Linked DNA regions of Homo sapiens: region 2 is linked to region 1. Evidence: read pairs that join two places in POLR2A ChIA-PET (ENCODE). Cell type or tissue: OCI-LY7. All regions are shown on one strand. Each heading gives the region's core, and the rest is flanking DNA. Links, peaks and the distances in the headings are about the cores only. Region 1 overlaps ECT2L (epithelial cell transforming 2 like). Region 2 has its middle 16 kb from the start of HECA.

What was found. Peaks named below come from ENCODE experiments on the same cell type or tissue, not always from the same donor. Only the 100,000 strongest peaks of a DNase experiment are listed, where the experiment ranks them.
Region 2: POLR2A ChIA-PET joins it to region 1 with 6 read pairs; 2 of 35 experiments call an interaction of 5 or more read pairs at or near these places.

The regions. Positions count from the first base shown.
Region 1 is chr6:138,870,593-138,875,975 of GRCh38, reverse strand. All of the region lies in intron 13 of ECT2L (epithelial cell transforming 2 like), which reads right to left. Among named protein-coding and RNA genes, the nearest start is that of ECT2L, 77 kb to the right of the region's middle. In OCI-LY7, for the core only: no CTCF peak of the experiment used is centred there; no DNase peak of the experiment used is centred there.
Region 2 is chr6:139,116,582-139,121,964 of GRCh38, reverse strand. No RefSeq gene overlaps it. Among named protein-coding and RNA genes, the nearest start is that of HECA, 16 kb to the left of the region's middle. In OCI-LY7, for the core only: a CTCF peak has its summit at 4,037 (motif pointing left); a DNase peak (open chromatin) is centred at 2,194; H3K4me3 peaks cover 362 bases; H3K27ac peaks cover 100 bases.

The DNA of each region.
Region 1 (5,383 bases), core at 115-5,114:
CTAATTTTTGTATTTTTAGTAGAGATGGGGTTTCACCATGTTGGCCAGGCTGGTCTGGAACTCCTGACCTCAGGTAATCTGCCCGCCTTGGCCTCCCAAAGTGCTGGGATTACAGGCATGAGCCACCAAGTCTGGCCAGGTAACAGGTTTTTGCCTCAGCTCTGCTCTGTTCCTTCTCAGTTGAGGGCAAATAGGTTATTTTTATTTTTAAGATCCAGAAGGAAAAGCTCACAAAACTCACTCCTTTTTTCACCACCAAGTGAAAATGTGTCATAAACAGTTCACATAACCTTTCTAGACCTGCACATTTAAATAAGGCTTATTCTTTCTTCACTTTACCTTGTTAACTATTCTTGCTGTGGCCTCTCTCAAACTTAGCACATTTTTTTAAAGCCCTCCACCCCCACCCCTGCTGCCTGCAGTACCCCAGGGTCTACCCTAGCAACACAGCAGTGGTCCTGTGTTTATGTTGAGGGATGATGATGGTCAATGGTCGTTATTGCTGCCTTCCTCATCAAAGACAAAACTACCAATGGCAACCCTTGGATGTCCAGGGATGAGGCTGGAAGAATAACTTCAATTTGTAACCAAGGCTCCTTTTACCTTACTCTACTGAGGCAAAAGCGAATTTTTATTTTGGAGATGCCACATTGCTCTGGCAGCCTGAGCCTCTGCAGAAGAACCCTGGTCTGCAAACCTGCAGCCAGCTAGCTCAGTCCCAGATGGCAGGAGGTCCCACCTGAGCCTGAGTGCTTCCTGTCTGCTCCAGGGAGTCTTCTAATGATTTCTTTTGTCCTCTGCACTTGTGGCTGTCTCATACCAGCCTGGCATGTATCCATACTTATGGCTTGGAGCCAGGGAGGAGATCTACTTGTTTTTGTTTTGTTTTGAGACAGGGTCTCACTCTTTCACCCATGCTGGAGTGCAGTGGTGCAATATTTGCTCACTGCAGCCTCGACCTCCCAAGCTCAATTGATCTCCCACCTCAACCTCCCAAGTAGCTGGGACTACAGGCATGTGCCACCATGCCTGGCTAATTTTGTTCATTTTTTTTTAGAGACAAGGTCTCACTATGTTGCCCAGGCTGGTCTCAAATTCAAGTGTTCCTCCTGCCTTGGGATCCCAAAGTGATGGGATTACAGGTGTGAGCCACTGTGCCCAGCCAGTATCTTGCACTCCAGCGTGGATGATGGAGTGAGACTGTCTCAAAAAACAAAAACAAAACTCTCAGGTTGGGCCAAGATTAAGATAACCCAAACAGCACACAATTGTATTGTGGATCTCACAGATAAGGGAGCCATCTTTCTCTGGGAGATCACCTGACTGTACAGGCTCACATGAAAATTTATGCATTAAAATTCAGGTGTCATCATGGACCCCCCCAGACCACCTTGGCTATTTTAGAACCTGCTCGCTTACAGTTGGGCTTTGTTTCACATTCCGGCTCAGCAGCAACTTACTTTTTTAAATATAATTTTTTCTTTGTGGATAGGACATTGATTTGGCATAGTAATTTTGTTTGAACCTAAAATTGGCAAGTTCACTCATTTTATATTATATGTTTAATTGCCAGAATTTTTACAGCTTAATTTTAGATTCCGATGCTATCTTTTACTTAGTTTTTATGGATGAATTCAGAGGAAGTAACATGGCAGAAACTTTGCACATTTATAAGACAACTATCATTCTGGGTTGGTGGGTCTTTGCCTTGGCTCTGCGGGACATATAAGGAAGACCATTAAAAAAAAGCTCACAAAGAACATGTTAGGAATTTTTCTCTAGGATGGAGCATGGGCAGACACTATTTTCCAGAGACATTCTAGTCATTGTTGATGCTTCTGCCAGCAAACACTCAGCTGCCTGGATAAGGGGCCAGAAATAGTTGTGAAAATGACAGGTAGAGTTCAGGAACAACTATAATTCTGGCGGGCAGCCATCACCATGGTTGCATGGTATCAGTGTAAACATTATAGGCAGACAAAAACCAGGAGCAAATAATGATTGGGCAGCAGGATGATAGGTAGGTAGGTAGGTGGATGGATAGATGGATACATGGATGGACACACACACACACACACACACACACACACACACACACACACAGTCCTGGATTTGACAGATAATCCGTATTACACAAGCCTCTCTGGGAGGGTTTGTTTTTTTTGTTTTGTTTATTTTTTTGAGACAAAGTCTTGCTCTTGTCGCCCAGGCTGGAGTGCAGTGCTGCAATCTTGGCTCACTGCAACCTCTGCCTCCCAAGTTCAAGGGATTCTCCTGCCTCAGACTCCCGAGTAGCTGGGATTACAGGCGCCCACCACCAGGCCCAGCTAATTTTTGTATTTTTAGTAGAGACGGGGTTTCACCTTGTTGGCCAGACTGGTCTCAAACTCCTGACCTCAGGTGATCCACCCACCTCGGCCTCCCAAAGTGCCGGGATTACAGGCGTGAGCCGCTGCTCCCGGCTGGAAGGGTCTTTAAAGCAATTATCTCAGAGAAGCTTTCATTTTCCCCTCCTTTGTCTCCTGAGGCTTCTGAATGAATATCCAGTTTTAAAAATAAACCCTAATGTAAGGAAAATCAGCTTTTCTATTTTTATCCTAATGCAACACTGACGTTTAGCTGTGGTTCTTCCTCCTAGAGGTCTCCGCATTTGTTCTGTGGGCTTTGTGCCCAAGCTCTTTAGTGTTAAATAGTAGAGAATCAAATGAGAATCTAATATGTATTTTTTTCTAATTCGATTTTTTTTAATCAAATTTCCAGGCATTAAGGAGTTTTGCATTTTTCCAGTTTTATTACAGGCAGACAATGTAGCAATAGAGGGCCTGATTTCCAGCAATGAGGAACTTTCAGCCCAAATTTCATGCATTATTTTATGAACATAATGAGCTGTTCGGATCAATAGCCAGTTGAAAAGACTTCATTCATTTTGAATTTTATTTGGCAGAGGAACTAGAGGAGAAAGTGCCTCAGAGGAACTGCTCCAAGTGATCATTCCCTTAGGTTTCAATGAGCCCAGAAATGGTTCTCACCAAGAGTTAGGTCTTTCACATGTGAGAGTGGCACTTCAGAGGAGGAAGCACCTTAGTTTGGTCCTTATTGCTTTCTTGCTCCAAAGAGGGGGTTTTCTGGGATCTGTATGCCTGGGTTTCGAGGTAATAGCTTCACCCTTAGGAATAAAGGTGGGTGAAAGAATCCAATAAGGATTCCAGGGAGTCAGGAATCAGCAGATGTTGAAAGGACTTTGGAAGAATTTGGAACCTGTGTAATGTGGTTATATGTTGATCATTCCCTTTAGTGAACCAAGGGAAAATGAGTGGTATTAGAGGCCTGGGTGCTGTTTTTCAGGTTTTCATAGGCTAAAGGATGGATGGAGACTATGTCCACCCTTTTGGGAGAATAATCTCCAAGAATTTCAAAGAGATGGTGGCTGGCATAATGAAATGAAAGCAGCAGCCTCTGAGAAGCAGAAAGAGGAGTCTGGACTAAATGCCCATCTGGCGTTCCCACCCTGGGGTTCCCATCCCAGCCCGTGCGTTCTGTTAACAGGTGCTAATCATGCTGCACCACCTATTTGTGTATCAGCCTCATCCTCCACAAAGGCAGGAACTGTCTTACTTTGCTGTCTAGTCCCAGGATTTAGCAGAAGGTCTAGCATGTGGTTAGCTGGTTAGCTCCTGCAAATATTTAGAGAATGGAACTAAAAAGATGAGGAATTGCCCTCTGCCTGAGAAGTTTCCTGAAAATACCGATTTGGGGGCAGGGCAGCCAGCAAGCAGGGCTTCAACCTGTAAAGGGCTTAGATATCCCTGGAAAGGCATTTAGACTCCTCTTGGGATGGCCAGGCGTGGTGGCTCAGGCCTGTAATCCCAGCACATTGGGAGGCTGAGACAGGAGGATGGCTTCAGCCCAGGAGTTCAAGGCTATGGTGAGCTATAATTGTGCCACTGTACCCCAGCATGGGGTGACAGAGCGAGGCCCCATCTCAAAAAAAAAAATTAAAAAATAAAATAAAGACTCCTGTCTCAGGGAGTTGCTTGTGTTTGGGAAGAATAAGCCACTTGGGCACTTTGTCGGGGAGGGGAGGATTAAAGTAAGGGTTGTGCTATGGTAACAGCAGAAGGGTAGGGTTTTTTGTTGTTGTTGTTTTGTTTTTTTTTGTTTGTTTGTTTTTGAGATAGGGTCTCACTCTATGGCCCAGGCTGGAGTGCAATGGCGCGATCTTGGCTCACTACAACCTCTACCTCCCTGGTTCAGCGATTCTCCTGCCTCAGCCTCCCAAGTAGCTGGAACTACAGGTGTGCCCCACCATGCCTGGCTAATTTTAGTATTTTTAGTAGAGACGGGGTCTCACCATGTTGGCCAGGCTGGTCTCAAATTCCTGGCCTCAAGTGATCCACCCACCTCTGCCTCCCAAAGGGCTGGGATTACAGACGTGAGCCACTGCGCCTGGCCAAGGATGGGTCTTAATGACGGCAGGCCGTGTGCTGCTGAGTTCATTTGGGGCAGCAGGCAGAGGGAATGCTGCCTCCAGCAGTTCTCTATGTCTGCTCCTGCCCTGCCCTGCACTGTCCTTTAAAGAAGCATTAACAAATACTTCCAGAATATCAGGTTAATAGGGCAACAAATGATTTGCCTGCTAGAGGTGCTCACAAGTCTCTTACTCCTAGCAGCCCTCCATGGTGAGATTATGTTAGGGACTGCCATCCTACGCCTTCAAACATCAAAGACAGGTGACTTTCCTATGGACATAAAATGGTTCTAAAACAGTATTTTCCCCTACATAGAAATCAGTTATGTGAACGACAATGTAATTCTCAGCATTTCTTGAATCCTGGTTATTTCATGTAAACAAGAATGCTTGGATTCCTAATATAGTACTGGCAAAATTATTCTTTTTGGCCTGATGAACTAGTTTTATTTATTTACGACAGAGTCTCACTCTGTCACCCAGGGTGGAGTAAAGTGGTGCGATCTTGGCTCACTGCAACCTCTGCTCACTGAACCTCCCCGGGTTCAAGCAAACCTTGGCTCACTGAACCCCCCTGGGTTCAAGTGATTCTCCTGCCTCAGCCTCCTGAGTAGCTGGGATTATAGGCATGCCACGATGCCCAGCTAATTTTTGTATTTTTAGTAGAGACGGGGTTTCACCATGTTGGCCAGGCTGGTCTCAAACTCCTGACCTCAAATGATCTGCCCGCCTGGGCCTCCCAAAGTGCTGGGATTGCAAGCGTGAGCCACCGCGCCCAGCCAGAACTCGCTTTAAACCCATTTTTTTCTTTAATGAATTTGAATCTCAACTAAGAAAAAAAAGAACTATTCTTAGTTTCACCTCCCTCAAAAAAAAATTCCCCTTAAGTTCTCTCAGGGCTCATAAATGTCAAAG
Region 2 (5,383 bases), core at 220-5,219, 250 kb before region 1:
AAGGGCTAATATTCAGAATCTACAAAGAACTTAAACAAATTTACAAGAAAAAATCAAACAACCCCATCAAAAAGTGGGCAAAGGATATGAACAGACACTTCTCAAAAGAAGACATTTATGCAGCCAACAGACACATGAAAAAATGCTCGTCATCACTGGACGCCAGAGAAATGCAAATCAAAACCACAATGAGACACCATCTCACACCAGTTAGAATGGCGATCATTAAAAAGTCAGGAAACAACAGGTGCTGGAGAGGATGTGGAGAAATAGGAACATTTTTACACTGTTGGTGGGACTGTAAACTAGTTCAACCATTGTGGAAGTCAGTGTGGTGATTCCTCAAGGATCTAGAAGTAGAAATACAATTTGACCCAGCCATCCCATTACTGGGTATATACCCAAAGGATTATAAATCATGCTGCTATAAAGACACATGCACACGTATGTTTATTGCGACACTATTCACAATAGCAAAGACTTGGAACCAACACAAATGTCCATCAATGATAGACTGGATTAAGAAAATGTGGCATATATACACCATGGAATACTATGCAGCCATAAAAAATGATGAGTTCACATCCTTTGTAGGGACATAGATGAAGCTGGAAACCACCATTCTGAGCAAACTATTGCAAGGACAGAAAACGAAACACCACATATTCTCACTCATAGGTGGCAATTGAACAATGAGAACACTTGGACACAGGGTGGGGAACATCACATACCGGGGCCTGTCGTAGGGTTGGGGGAGCGGGGAGGGATAGCATTAGGAGATATACCTAATGTAAATGACGAGTTAATGGGTTTAGCACACCAACATGACACATATATACATATGTAACAAACCTGCATGTTGTGCACATGTACCCTAGAACTTAAAGTATACTTAAAAAAAAAGAAAAAAAAGAAGAAAGTTCTAGGTGAAATAGGGCATTCTGTCATTAAAAAGCATTGCCCAGTGAGCTAGATGTCTTTTGTATGACTCTGGTTCAAGTTAACAATCCTGAGTTCAACGGTTTCCTGAGATGTTTTTAGATTTCAATCTGAGGAAAAATAAGTACCAGATATTTCCTGCCAAGCGTTCTAAATGACTCTATTTCTCAAACTAGTATTCAGAGAAACTGGGTTCAACATGTATTTATCCAGTATCAACTATGTGCAAAGCTCTGTGATAGATGGATTACAAGCATCTTTCATTTTTCTTGGTTTATAAGCCACAACATTGTCATGGTCACACCATCAACAGGTTAAAAAAACAAGGAACTTTTTTAAGGTCATCTATTTATCCTTGACTTAGATAAGGAATATCTTCTGCCTTCTTGTTTGTAGGTGACAATTGGATTCTCAGTCTTTTCCTTTTGTCTTACCATGAAATAGAAAACTGGCATTGCTCAAATTACCAGATGATTTCTTTTTATTTTTCAATGGCAACTTCATTTAGTTTACTTTCAAAAATATTTACTGAACATACGGTGAAGTCTGTGCCACATCCAAGTGCAAAATGATAGAGAAACAACCCCAGGACATTCTCAAGGAGCTCATAGCCTGGTGAGAGAAAGATACAGATACATCTTTATTCTCATGCCTTTCTTCAAAAGGATTTACAGAGGGGAACAAAAAGAGGTACAATATTAGAATAGAAACAAGTCCATTAGAAACAAGTGAGAAAGGCAAAGGGAAAGCAATGATGGGATCATAGACTAGAGGCAGGGTAATACACAAAATAAACGCAATGAAGACCTGCATGTATTTGCTAAGGATCCACCAAGAATTTGGATCTAAGCTTTTTGGTAATCTCTGTCAAGGGAGAGACAATCCACAAGTTCTGTTACCAAAACACCGGGGTTTCAGTCTAGGTCTTGCTGCTCGTGACACAGAAACTGAATCACTGAGACAATGAGTACTGCCAGGGAAGAAGGCTTTAATTAGGTGCTATGGTCAAGAAGATGGGAGATCAGTCTCAAATCCATCTCTCTGACTGACTAAAATTAGGGGTTTATACAGCAGGAAAGAATTTTAACCATGTGTGGGAAAACAGGAATTAGGGAGGGATGAGAAAAAGGAGCTGTTCACAGGAAGCAAGTGGTCAGTTAGGCCAATGATGATGGGTGAAGGGTCCTGTGTCTCATTGTCCAGACGTGGTGATCTGGTAAGTTTCAGTTCCTTGATACTATCTGGCAGTCCTCATGGTTGGTTTCCCGAGAAAGGAACTCAGATAAGACAAATGTTAACTTTCTCAAGTTTTAAGGGAGATTAATTTTTATGTTTATTCAAAGAAACCATAAACATCTGTTCCATGGGACAACTGGGGTGGTTTCAGTTCCACCAGATAAAAACAGACCAAATGCTCAGGAAAAGCATACCTATTCCTAACGTAAGGCCAAACAAACAAACAAAACCCTCAAGGATCATCCAAAGGCAAATACTCTCTCTCTTTTTTTTTTTTTTTTTTTTGAGACAGAGTCTTACTCTGTTGCCCAGGCTGGAGTGCAGTGGCACATTCTGGGCTCACTGCAACCTCTGCTTCCTGGGTTCAAGTGATTCTCCTGTCTCAACCTCCCGAGTAGCTGGGATTACAGGCATGCCACCACGCCCAGCTAATTTTTGTGTTTTTAGTAGTGACGGGGTTTCACCAAGTTGGCCAGGAAGGTCTTGATCTCTTGACCTCGTGATCTGCCCACCTCGGCCTCCCAAAATGCTGGGATTACAGGCGTAAGCCATGGCATCTGGCCCAAATGCAAATACTATGTGATATACTGAAGGACATTTTCAACACTATCCTTATGGTAAATGTTGTGGGGCTATTTTTTTTCTTTTGACCTCTTTTTTTGGTGTAAATGTAAGGGATAGAAATGCAATTGTATTATATGAATATATTGAGTAATGGTGAAGTCTGGGTTTTTATTGTTTATTATTCCATCACCTAAATAATGTACATTTTACCCATTAAGTAATTTCTCATCACCTATGCCTTTCCCACCTTCCCACCCTTCTGAGTTTCCAATGTCTATCATTCCACACTCTGCCCATGTGGACACATTATTTAGTTCTCACTTATAAGTGATGATATGCAGTATTTGGTTTTCTGTTTCTGAGTTATTTAAGATAATGTCCTCTAGTTCCAGGCGTGTGGCTGCAAAAGACCTGTTTCATTCTTTGTTATGGCTGAGTAGATTATACATATATAATTTTTTCTTTATCTATTCATCCATTGATGGACTTTGGGTTGATTCCATATCTTTGCTATTGTAAACAGTGTTGTGATAAACAAATGAGTGTGGTATCTTTATGATATGATGATTTCCTTTTCATTGGGTAGACACCCAGTGGGATTGCTGGATCTAATGGTAATTCTATTTTTAGTTCCTTGAGAAATCTTCATACTATTTTCTATAGAGGTTGTACTAATTTACATTCCCACCAACAGTGTATAAGTATTCCTTTTTCTCCACATCCTTGCCAACATCTGTTTTTTTTTTTTTTTTACTTTTTTTTAAAGAGAGAGTCTCACTTTATCTCCCAGACTGGAGTGCAATGGTACTGGGTCAGCTCACTGCCACCTCTGCCTCCTGGGTTCAAGCAATGCTCATGCTTCAGCCTCCTGAGTAGCTGGGATTACAGACATGTGCCAACACACCCAACTAATTTTTTGTATTTTTGGTAGAGATGGGGTTTCACCATGTTGGCTAGGCTGGTCTTGAACTCCTGGCACTAAGTGATCCATCTGCCTTGGCCTCCCAAAATGCTGGGATTACAGGCATGAGCCACCACACCCTGCCTTGACGTTTTAATAATAGCTATTCTGACTAATGTACGATAGATTCTCATTGTGGTTTTAATTTGCATTTCTCTGATGATTAGTATGTTGAGCATTTTTTCATATGTTTGTTGGCCATTTGTATGTGTTCCTTTGAAAAATGTCTATTCATGTCCTTTGCCCACTTTTTAATGAGGTTATTTGTTTTGCTGTTGTTGAGTTATTTGAGTTCCTTATATATTCTGGATATTTGCCCCCTGCTGGATACATTGTTTGCAAATATTTTCTCCTTTCTGGAGGCTGTTCGCTGTGTTGATTATTTCTTTTGCTGTGCAGAAGCTTTTGTTTAATTAAGCCCCATTTGCCTGCTTTGTTTTTGTTGCTTGTGCTCTTGTCTTACTCATGAATTCTTTGCCTAGAGCAATATCCAGAAGAGTTTTCACTAAGTTTTCCTCTAGTATTTTTATAGTTTCAGCTCTTACATTTTATTATATTATATCTCAGTATGGGCTGATGGCTTGAAAACCAAACCCCAGTTCAGCAAAAGCAAGTCTACAGAGTTTACTTAAGCAGACAATTTCATTTTGAAGTGGTAAGTACAATGACAAAGATATGCTTAAGGTGCTATGAGATAACAGAGGGGACACAGCTCTGGTTTTATTTTTCAGGGTTGGAGCAGAAATATCATTGAGAAGAGATTCTGGAAAATTCTATTCAATTTCTAAAGGAAATATACACATTTTGTTGCAAACACCTAATTTGCTGCAAATATTTATTATGGATGGAATATTGTGTTTAAAAGACTATCCCATCACAACAAACAAGCTTCATATGAAAAAATCAAAGCAGGTTTTAATTGAAAGATTCTCACTTTCTTTTTACTTTGTATATCTTGTCTTTTCCTTAATATTAAGTATAAGAAATAATAAATTAAGAAAGTAGAGTCTACCTGTCTGAGATGTGAGTGTCTAAAGAATCAATAAGGTTTTAGAGTTATATCAAGTGAAAGCAGATTTTCTCAGAAATCCAAGACCACAAAACAATAGGTGTTCTTTGGAGAATGGTTCTGGTTCCATGTTGAATTGCACTTTTAAAAAATGATTTGGTCAAGAGTTATATCTCTACCTAATAATAGAAAGAGAAGAGTAAAACAGAAAAGGGAATTTTAAACATAAAATAACCTGCACATCTGGTGTCAAAGAAAAAGTCTTAGGTTTCTAAAACATTCAATAAAAAAGAGTAACAAGATTTGCCTTGAAGCAAAAGAAAAATAGAGGGAAGGTAATATGCTTCTATGATTGGTTTTATGAAGGTAGTGTTTTTCTTCAGGATTCAGCCAGGTATGAAAGAAAAGTAGCACGTTCCAACCTTTTCATAGCGTGACTAGCTTCCTCATCAACAGATACAGAGGAGCCTCTGTGCTCAGTCCAGGTTTGTGGCAGACGGGACCTCCACAGCAATGTGATTGGCACTAACACCAGATAACTAAGGATAATATTAGGTTCCCACAGATAAAAATGCACAAAATGAGAATGAGTGGCACAGTTGAGAAATCTGAGACCTCCCTTGCTGACCACCTGAGGACCTGTGGAAACATTTGCATAGACTCCTCTGTCTTGA